2 separate regions of the Homo sapiens genome follow, and region 1 is linked to region 2. Evidence: chromatin loops called from intact Hi-C (ENCODE). Cell type or tissue: Caco-2. All regions are shown on one strand. Each heading gives the region's core, and the rest is flanking DNA. Links, peaks and the distances in the headings are about the cores only.

Region 1 (5,393 bases), core at 257-5,256, 510 kb before region 2:
AAGTTTATGATCCACTTGATATTTGTGAATTTCATTTTCATGTCTTTTAACCCTTTTAAAAATAGAATAATTCATAATTTCTCTACTTATTTTGTGAATACTCTATATATTAAAGTCATCATTGCAATTAAGGCTATTCTAAATAAGCTAATGTTGCTAACCCAAGTGTTATTTAGGAGAGTGTTATTTTACTTTAGAAAAAAATATGTCTTTTTTTAAGTTTATTGAATTTTTCTTTGAGTGTTTTTTTATGATAAATTTTAATAACTGTTTCTCAGGGACCATGAAAAGGATTAGTCTATATTTGTATGATATAGAATTCAAATATTATAACTTTCTTATATTTCTCAGATTCTCTATATAATGTTATGTGCTTTTTGTTGTTGTTGTTTTTCTTTTTTTTTGAGATGGAGTCTCACTCTGTTAGCCAGGGTGGGGTACAGTGGCATGATCTCAGCTCACTGCAACCGCCGCCTCCTGGGTTCAAGCGGTTCTCGTGCCTCCGCTTCCCAAGTAGCTGGGATTACTGGGATTACAGGCATGTGCCACCACGCCTGGCTATTTTTTGTATTTTTAGTAGAGACGGGGTTTCACCATGTTGGTCAGGCTGGTCTCAAACTCCTGACCTGAGGTGATGCACCCACTTTGGCCTCCCAAAGTGCTGGGATTACAGGCATGAGCCACGGCACCCAGCCAATGTTACATATTTTTTTAACCACTTGATTTCTCATGGAGAAGAGATATCAAAATCTCTGACAATTGTATTTCTTTTCATTAACATTTGCTTTTTCTTTACATATTTTACCATTATATTATTCAATGAATTAAAGCTTATAACTCATATTTTAGTGTGATTTTTTCATTTTGATTTTAAAAAGCCCTTTGCCTCATTTTAAGTTTTACTTTTCTTAACTCAAATTATACTTAGTATACTTTCTAATTAGTTTGTCAATGTACTCATTGACAACTGAGTACAACTGATATATTTATTAGTATATCAATTGATATATGCTTCTAAAGTGATTGAAACATTTGATCTTTTCAGTAGCATTAAAAGTTTTCCTAAAAATATTTCTTACCGTTTTTCAATGGCTTCCTTCAAACTGTAGCCTAACCACAGTCTGTGACAGCATTACATATGATGAATTAATGAGATCTGAATTCCATAGTATAAATGTTGTAAAGAAGAATGCGGAATATCTTTATGTGCTCAGTATTTAGGAAGCTGCCTAACTGGACTAGAATAGTTCCAATTTAAATTGGTGGATTTTCAAAAATTTTGGCCATTCGATTAATGACAAAGTTTTTGGAATAATTTAAACTCTTTAAGCAAGGGATAGGTGTACTCACTCATCAAAACATCTACACGAGGTACGTATTATTATTATTATAACATTTTAGAAAGGAGGAAAGAGATTAAATTACTTTCCCAAGGTAATATAGCCAGGCTTCAAACCCACACAGTAAAAACATCTTACAGCTTGTGGTTTTATTTCCACAACTATGTTAGAGAGAGAGAGAGGCCTGCAAATAAAAACTTCAAGTGCTGATTTTACCTAGAACTCTGTAAAATGACTTAACATAGCATTGATTGTCACCTGTGGCTGGGTGCCCAGTGGGAGTACCTAGACATCTGCAGTGGAAGTTGTTTTGACAGCTTCAGGAGTATTAGAAGACAGTCCTTTTGGCAGGCCTGGTGACATTATTACAGAGAACAATAGAAGAAGTGACAGTGATGAGAGGCTCTTACAGCTGAGGTTTGACAGGATGTCTCATTGAAGAGGCTGTTGCAAGAAAGTAAGATAACAGCAGCTGTGGGGGTAGGAGAAGAGATTCAGTTGTGAATTCAAGTGCAACCCCCAACCCACTCACTTACCCTGGAGACTTGCAATGTATATGATAGACTGTGCAGAATGCCTGACGCTACATGGAGTGATGGAGTTGAAAGCAGAAAATTTTGCATATTCCTTGACAAATAGTCCTACTTTTGCCTCTGGTATGGTCTAGAGAATAGACAGTATTCCTCTACCAAGACAGAGAAGCTGTGTCGAGGGGGCAAAGTTGATGTAATTTGGCAAGAATTACCTTCATGACATCAAGGGATTGATTTGCACAGCCATAATTCATTCCTGGGCTGCAATGCTCTATGATAGCTGAAATCCAGTTATCCTTATTTTGAGTCAGTTGGTCCTTTGACTGAAGCCAAACTTCAAATGATGAAAACTTAACGGGGCTCAGAGAAAAGCTAATGTAGGATTTAGAAAGATCCACTCATGGGTTACACATCATCGTTTTTCATGGATGATTACTAAATTAGTCAGAGCAAATATCTATAATTTTACTTGCAGAGTCACAGCCCTAGCTCTGCCAAGTACCCTGAGCTTTGTGTGATCTGAGGGACAGCATACATAGCCTTGGTGCAGTCACCAGGGGTGACCACAGAATTCCCTTATTCCAGGTGACACTGACCTTCAAATTAAAACAAGCCTCTGTCTTAATGGCTAAAATTGGTGAGAAATGGAACCAAAGTTTTTCCGATTTTGATAATGAAACACTGTAGGAGTAACCAGGCAAAAACAAAATTAAAAAGGTGACTTTCAATAGTACAAAAATTAGATTTGCTTCAAACTCATGCAATATTGAATGTCCGTCAATAGTACGAAAAGACTATATTCGATCTATTGCCTTTTACAAGTGGAGTCTTTAGGAGACAATTTTTCGTACACAAAGCCTTAGAAAACAGCTACTACGTACCCTTTCTGAAAAAGAAAGAAAAATATTTTACTCAATAGAAAAATGAATCAAAATTTACAAGTCAAGGCCAGGTACAGTGGCTCATGCCTGTAATCCCAGCACTTTGAGAGGCTGAGGTGGGTAGATCACTTGAGGTCAGGAGTTTGAGACCAGCCTGGCCAACATGGTGAAACCCTGTCTCTACTAAAAATACAAAAAATTACCCGGGCGTGGTGATGGGCACCTGTAATCCCAGCTATCTGGGAAGCTGAGGCAGAAGAATTGCTTGAACCCGGGAGGCAGAGGTTGTAGTGAGCCCAGATGGCGCCTCTGCACTCCAGCCTGGGCGATGGAGCGAGACTCCATCTCAAAAAAAATATTCGCGAGTCAAGATAGTTTTGTGACATGTAAGAACTGATGAGTGCAGGAATAATGTGTAAAGTTGACTAAAGTGTTGTAAGCATAACTGCAAAACTGGGCACAGATGTAAAAACTGTCTGTAAATGTTTATTTATAAATTTTATATATATGTATGTGTATAGTTGAAAGTAATGCATAATCATAGTGAATAATTTGGGGAATCAGAAAATTCAATTACAAAATAAGAATATAAAAATATATTTTATATAAAATGTAGAAACTTTTTATATAAATATAAAATTAAAATACTAAAATATTTAAAATTTATCTGCTCTTCTACCTCTGAGAGAAAATTCTAAAGATTTCAGTGTATTCTCTCTCTACATATATGCATGTGTACAAACCATACTATATAGGCACATTTTATTCTTATACTTTAAAAACAATAATGGCACTTTGGGAGGCCAAGGAAGGCTGATCACTTTGAGGTCAGGAGTTCGAGATCAGCCTGTCCAACATGGTGAAACCCTGTCTCTACTAAAAAATATACAGATTAGCTGGGCGTGGTGGTGTGCTCCTGTAGTCCTAGCTACTTGGGAGGCTGAGGCATGAGAATTGCTTGAACCTGGGAGGTGGAGGTTGCAGTGAGCGGAGATCACGCCACTGCAGTCCAGCCTTGGCGACAGAGTGAGACCCTGTCTCAAAATAATAACAATAATAATAATAATAAAATGGATCAAAATTTATATTCTTAAATTCAAAAAACATGATTATTTCAGCTTTTTTTTTTTTGGCTGTGATGTCTAACATAGATGTAAATCTCTTTTACAGTTCTGTGTTGGATAGAGTACTGAATGTGGGACTAGTTGGTGTAAAGGTATTGTCTTTATGAAGCTTTTGATAAAAATTTTTAACTAATTTGCACAATCTTCATCTGTGAATGAGAGTACCAGTCTCACTATGTCATCAATAGCAATACTTATCCTCAAAAAATATAACTTTTCCATTTTAAAGACATTATATTTTATTCCATTTAGCACCTGTGTCATCCACAGAAATTCAAGTCAGGGCTTTCTCCCTGGAATAAATGTGGCTAGTGAAGGAGGCAAGGAGTCATGTTCTATTTAACTACAGTATCTGAATAGACTATGTCTACATCTTAATGGCACCAACCCCTCAACCATACCATCCCCACTGTCTATCGCCCCTGCACACTACTGTGCCCCTATATTGTCTGTCTTTCTAGTTCTGAGCAACTGTCATATTCTTACACCATCTACCTACCACATAGACTGGAACAAAGTAAGTTAGAGCTTGGGTTAGAGGCATGGTATATTCACTGCTCTTCATTGACTAACATTCTCTTACTATTTGCTAACTTGAAACAGAGCAAATTCTTAATGGTTAGTACATTTGATTTAACTTCCTTGATAAAGTAAAGCTTAATAACATTAGAAATTAAGACACTCTTATAGTCATCAGGAGCTGATCAGTACACAGTTACTTTGACTTATCACAATACTAGCTGTATATTAGCAAATTGTTCCTGCTTTTTTCTCTTCATCTCTCAAGGTGGAATAAATAACTGTAAGAAACTTCATATATATAAAACACTGATGTTTATTATTTGTATTTCTTTGAATAGATGAATTTCAGAATGTTCATATTTTATTAGGTATTTGTAATTCTGTGAATTTTTGTATCCTTTGCTCTATTTCCTATTGGAATTTCTCTTTTTTTCCCCTTATATAAGCTCTTGTGCACTATATGTAGTAGCCAGTTCAAATCCCTAACCAATACGTACCCTTAAATTCTGTTTGGCAAATAATAGTTCTACCTTATTTCTCATGTTTATGTGTGAACTCTATTTGTGTAAGATTCCTGGTTATTTTTTAACCCATTTCTTTCAAAGGGAGAAGAAGCATTGTAATCCAATTGATGAGTTTGGGAGCACAATCTTGGGCATATATAGCCTGACCCCCTTTTCAAGTTTTTTCTTTGGCAGCAAACTTCCCCACAGTGAGACAAGAGGCATAAGTTGTTTTTTGCTCTTTTACACTGTAAGTTCATCAGAGGCAGACACCATAAGGGAAGGCCTGAGTCACTCTAAGACTGCCTGTGCATGGATGGATATATCTGCCTAACTTAGGGGACCCATGTTAGTAAATTCACCTGCCCACCACTGTCCAGCAACATTCTACAACCTCAGTTTAATAATGATAAAGATGATATTTTGGCCTCTATCCTATTGACTCATCTTCTTTATTGTTCATTTGGTTCAGAAGTTGACCAGAGTAGAG
Region 2 (5,393 bases), core at 259-5,258:
AATAAACAAAAATATATTAATAGGAATAACACTGATTAATAGTGATAAGGAAAAACATGTTATTTAAACCATTAACACAGTATAAAAGTTTTGGAATCACATAAAAACTTGAAGAGATGAGCAAAACAGGCAGCAACATGAGTGCAAAATAGCCAATAATGTTCTAAGCAATTAAAAGTATTTAATAATTTACAATATTAAAAAGCATGAGGACAATAGTATGTTCTCTGCAAAACACACTCCCATGGCTCAGGGTTCCTGATAGAATGGAGAGGAGCCCACCACTGCACCAGTGGGACATTCTACTATCTTCACTATCTATTTATTACTTAGCCTTCATTAATTGTTCTTTACTATGCACTCTTCACTATTATTCTTATGTAGGTTGAGGGTAGGGCTTACATCTTCCTTAGCAAACAGTAATAGCTCCTAGCAGCAGTTGCCTTTCATACTTGTACACAAGTGCCAACACATGGAAATGTTATGTGAAAAAAAAGTGTCCATCACAGTGCAATTTATACCAGCAGAAAATGCAGATAACCTAAAATGCCCAGGAATAGGAAACAGTTAAACATCCCATCACATGTTAGCTGAGCGACATATTTCGGAACTCTTAGAAAAATCATGATTTTAAAGATGCAACCTGGGAAAATTCTTGATTGAATAGATGTAAAAACAATGTAAAATATACAGAGGTAATAAGCTTATGTCAAATTTATAAAACATATGGAGAGCTAACATAAAATGCTAATGACAGTTGTTACGGTGACAGGTTATGAATTTTTCTACTTTTTTTGGTAGGGTGAATTTACTTTCATAAGAAAAATTATGTGTGAAAATATAGATGAAGTCTCTTATTTGCACCCACGGTTTTTTGGGCCATAAACTAAAATCCTCAAGGTAATTAGGGATATGTGGCAGCCAGGTAGCCACAGAGTCCCATTTTCAGCCCTCCCAACAGGTGTTTCTAAAGAGCTCAGAATCCCGAGACCTACATATCATGTTGATTCAGCCATGTGAATGTTTTTAAGGAGGAATACCAAAAAGAGAATAGTCTTGTGGGATACATGAATGATAAACCTCCAGAAGAAAAAGGGCAGTGCCCTAATACTGAGCAACTGCATACATTTTTATTTCCAGGTAAAGATCACCCTTTGAAAAAACTAAGGAGCCTGCCTGTCCATACAGGGCAAGCTTAAAATAGAATTATGTGAAGTGGTCTGGTCATCCTGTGACCTGTGGCAGAAAATAGTAGCAAAGAAAGCGAGAGAAAATATCAGAATCTGAAATTTCACCAATTCATGATAACCACAGACCCTCCTGGACCTTCCCTGGGAAAAAAGGAACAGAGAAAGGGGAGAATATTCTGTCTTCCTCAGATTCCAGCCCATCCCTTTCCAATGTCCAGAGTCTACCATCTGTGAATTTATAACTCCACCCTTTCTTCCTCCCCATTTCCAGTCTTCTCAGTTAAGCCTTCTGTAGCAAATGGATGAGTTAAGACCTGGTGTGTTGTCTCCCTGTTAGTAATTAAAGTGACATGAACAAAATTGCCACGTTTTGATTTCACTTCATGCCCAGAGACATCTGGGGATCTTTATGGGCCAGTAATTTGATACTAAAGGTAGGCTAATCATTTGTGTCCCTTCAAATAGAGATTATTAGGTCTGTGTGTGACCTTTACTTAAAAACGAGGCTAAGTGCTGCTGTACCGGGAGGACCAGGGTCACAATTTTCAGCCTCTTCTGCACTGTCCCTGGACCAGAGACCCATCAACTATGACTCAAGCACGCTTCCTAGAAGACAATTCCATCCATCCAGAGTGCTTATCTAAGCAAACACCCTCCAGCCACCTACAGAACTCTCCCTGACAGTAGTGCTAATTAAGATTTTGTCCATCAGTTACAATCCCAATAATGCTTCAGCACCCCCATGACTAGAGGCCCAGGCAGCTGTCGTGTCGGCTCACTTGTTTCCCCATTACAGGAAGTAAGCTCCCTTGGAAAAAAATCACAGTGGTTAACCTTGGGGGAGGAAGAAACATTGTCTAGGAAAGAGCAAAAGAAACTTTCTGGGCAAAAGTCATGTTCTATATCTTATTTATTATTTTTATTTTATTTTATTTTAATTAATTTATTTATTTATCTCTTTAGAAGCAGAGTCTTGCTCTGTTGCCCAGGCTGGAGTGCAGTGGTGCAATCTCGGCTCACTGCAACCTCCGCCTCCCGGGTTCAAGCGATTCTCCTGCCTCAGCCTCCCAGGTAGCTGGAACTACAGGCACGGGCCACCACACTCGGCTAATTTTTTGTATTTTTAGTAGAGGCGGGGTTTCACCATGTTAGCCAGGATAGTCTTGATCTCCTGACCCTGTGACCCGCCCACCTTAGCCTCCCAAAGTGCTGGGATTACAGGCATGAGCCATTGCACTCAGCCATGTTCTATATCTTAATAGGGGTTTGGGCTACACCAATGGATGCATTTGTTAAAACTGAGGAAATTAACATGAAGATTCGTGCATTTCTTTGTATGTACATTTTACATCAAAAGAAAAAAATTATAAACGAATATTTAACTCTTGATGATACTCATGATACAAAATAGTAACGTTAGTATATTAAGGTCTGCAATTTTCTTTGAATTGCATAAACAAAAAGAGGATGGCTAGTAAGACTGTTAGGTGGATAGAAAGACTGTTAGATGGATAGATATGTGACAACACAAGCATAGTAAAATTTTAATAATACAATGTAGATAATGGGCATAGGGGGTGGTCATCATAGTATTTGTTCAACTTAGTCATATGTTTGAAAATTTTGGATAATAAAATGCTGGAGGGAAAAAGAAATCAACTCACATCCTCAGGCCGAACTCTAAATAAATTAGGCAGTAACTATATTACATTGCTATATTAGCCTCCAGTGACCTCCTCCACTCCTGACCGTTTTAAATATTTGGCGTTACAGCTTCATTCTCTCAAAAACAGAACAGGCTATGTTGTTTCGGTATACTGCTAACACTGTGAACATCACAAGGTTCACCTTCAATTACTTTACCTAATCTGGAGTATGAGAGTATTCGTGAAGATTCTTTGGTTGTGATCAGAAACTGACTCTAACTTAAGCAAATGGGGAATTTATGGGAAAGATGTAGGGGAGCTCACAGGACTCACAGGATTGAAGGAAACGAGGCACAGAACATACAGAAACTAGACTGCTCCAGAGAGTGTAGTGGCAGGAAGTGTAGCATTGCCCCAGGGAGTGATGCGGTCATGAAAGAACGCCAATAATTAACAGACTTTCATCATTCTGCTCATAATCTAAATTTCAGACAGATAATTTCCAACTGGCCTTCCTTGCCCATTAGACTGTATACGATGGAGAAAGATCATTTCCAAATGGAAATTCAGATGCTATTACCAAAAGAAACTGGAATGGATGCTAAACGGCCTAAAATCAAAGCAAAAAATTAAACAAACAAACACTACAAGCATACTCACATTTTTCTGCACACTTAACAAGACACTAAATACCATTTACTTGCTAAATACCACTCAGTTTTTCACTTCCTTCTGCCTCTCTTGTTTTGTAATTCCAACTCTGTCTTGTGACCATCTTAATATTTCAACCAAAATTTCCTGGGTTCTATCTGCTCCCCTTCTCATCCCCAGAATCTAGTATTTCACAAGGAAGCTTAACCTCTCCATATCCACTACCAGCACTGACTTAGAATTTAATACTTCCCTAGTTCACATCCCGGATCCCACACTGGTACATCTCAACCTACATCACTTGGGGTATTTGGATTTATTTTCCAATTGCAAAGTTCTCTGGATATTAGTGAAGATGAGACCTAGGCCCATCTGGTTGTCCAACACATCACAGCAGAACCTGAGCAAGCTCAGGAACCAGCCTGACTCCCCCTAGTGCCACTCTAGAACAGGAGTTTTTAACAAGTGCTCTAGAATGACTGCTTCATAGGAGAGCTGTTACCTAGACGCAGGAGAGAAATGAACATATGTAAAGCAAGGTAAGTCATTTTAAGCAACTGGATTTGAAAGAACTAACTAGTTTATCCAGAATTTTTGAGTAGGGAACAGAGGCTTGGCTCTAGAGCTGCACATTTGGGCCATGTTTATGTGAGTCAGGAGAAAGCCTGGCTCCAAGGCTGACACACTAGCACAGTTGTTGCTGTCACCTTTTGGGGTAATTTGGAGCACACCCAGCAAGAATTGGCCCTGCGGCATGGGAGGCCAGAGGCCAGCTAGAGTTGTTCTTTCCATGAGTACCACACCCCTGGATTTTCAGGGTGTCCTGACACCCCTGGCTCCACTGTGAAAGGGCACACCCATCAGCAGATAGCAACCTACGGGGATCCCATCACCACTTGATTTTCCAAGTTCTGACTTCATTTTCTCCAGGGCATTTTCTCCTCATTTTCCTGGTTGCAGGGGACCGTAGCTGCTTTATTTGGTTATGTTTGGCCCTCAATATGGAATAATAATGGGGTTAAGAGTCTACAGCTGCTTGTTCATATTTAGAAAATGTTTCTTCTAGTTCTGGCTTCATAAATTATTAATTGTCTGAGTTTGGGAAAAATCATTCAAACATCTCTAAATTGTAGTTTCTTCATTCGTAAAAAAAAAAAAAATAACTATCGTATCTACTTCAGATTGCTATGAGAAATGAATGTCATAAATTTTGGCCATTCAACTACAGGCATCTAATGTGTTCCTGATAAAATCACAGAAGTTCTATACATAAAAATATATTTAACTTTTTAAAAATGTTAAGTCTGGTGTTTACCTTCAATCTCTTTAGGATGCCGTAAAAATTTATAAAAGATTAAATGTAATTATTATTAAAAGGATACGTAAGTCTACAGTTTTTAAATAAAGAAAAATTATAAAAATTAAAAATTACCTATAACCTCACCATTGTATGAATTTTGGAAAACTTATTAGCATCAGCAATACATGTTGTTTCGTAAACTATATTTTTGTTTCACAATATGTTGCAAATGTGGACATGTGAAAAACAGTTTGCGAAATGTGAAATATCTTACAAATGTTTCCAATTACTGTCACTTTTACTATCAGTTACTCTTACTATCAGCTCAGCAAAATTTATTAATTTTCTTAGGATAGTGATTAGTTGTAAGATTATATCTCCATTCTTAAAAAGCCATATGGTATTTAAAAGAAAACAAGCCAAAATATACAAAATGCTGAGAGCTAAACAGAGTTTAATGACTCTGAAAAGGACTCACAGATGTGAACTTATTAAAGTACTGTGCTCTAATGAATAGGAGTCTGGGCTTTGGAGTCATATATACTTGATTCGAATCCTAGCTCTGCTTCTCTAAGTCTCTGTTTTTCTGCTTATTAGCAAAACAAA

The links. Hi-C counts contacts between places; a loop is a spot of excess contacts. Peaks named below come from ENCODE experiments on the same cell type or tissue, not always from the same donor. Only the 100,000 strongest peaks of a DNase experiment are listed, where the experiment ranks them.
Region 1: it touches region 2 in a loop (4-fold over the local background); 6 of 110 quality-filtered maps call a loop at or near these places.

Annotation. Positions count from the first base shown.
Region 1 is chr9:110,639,224-110,644,616 of GRCh38, forward strand. No RefSeq gene overlaps it. Among named protein-coding and RNA genes, the nearest start is that of MUSK, 27 kb to the right of the region's middle. In Caco-2, for the core only: no CTCF peak of the experiment used is centred there; no DNase peak of the experiment used is centred there.
Region 2 is chr9:111,145,269-111,150,661 of GRCh38, forward strand. No RefSeq gene overlaps it. Among named protein-coding and RNA genes, the nearest start is that of LPAR1, 110 kb to the left of the region's middle. In Caco-2, for the core only: no CTCF peak of the experiment used is centred there; no DNase peak of the experiment used is centred there.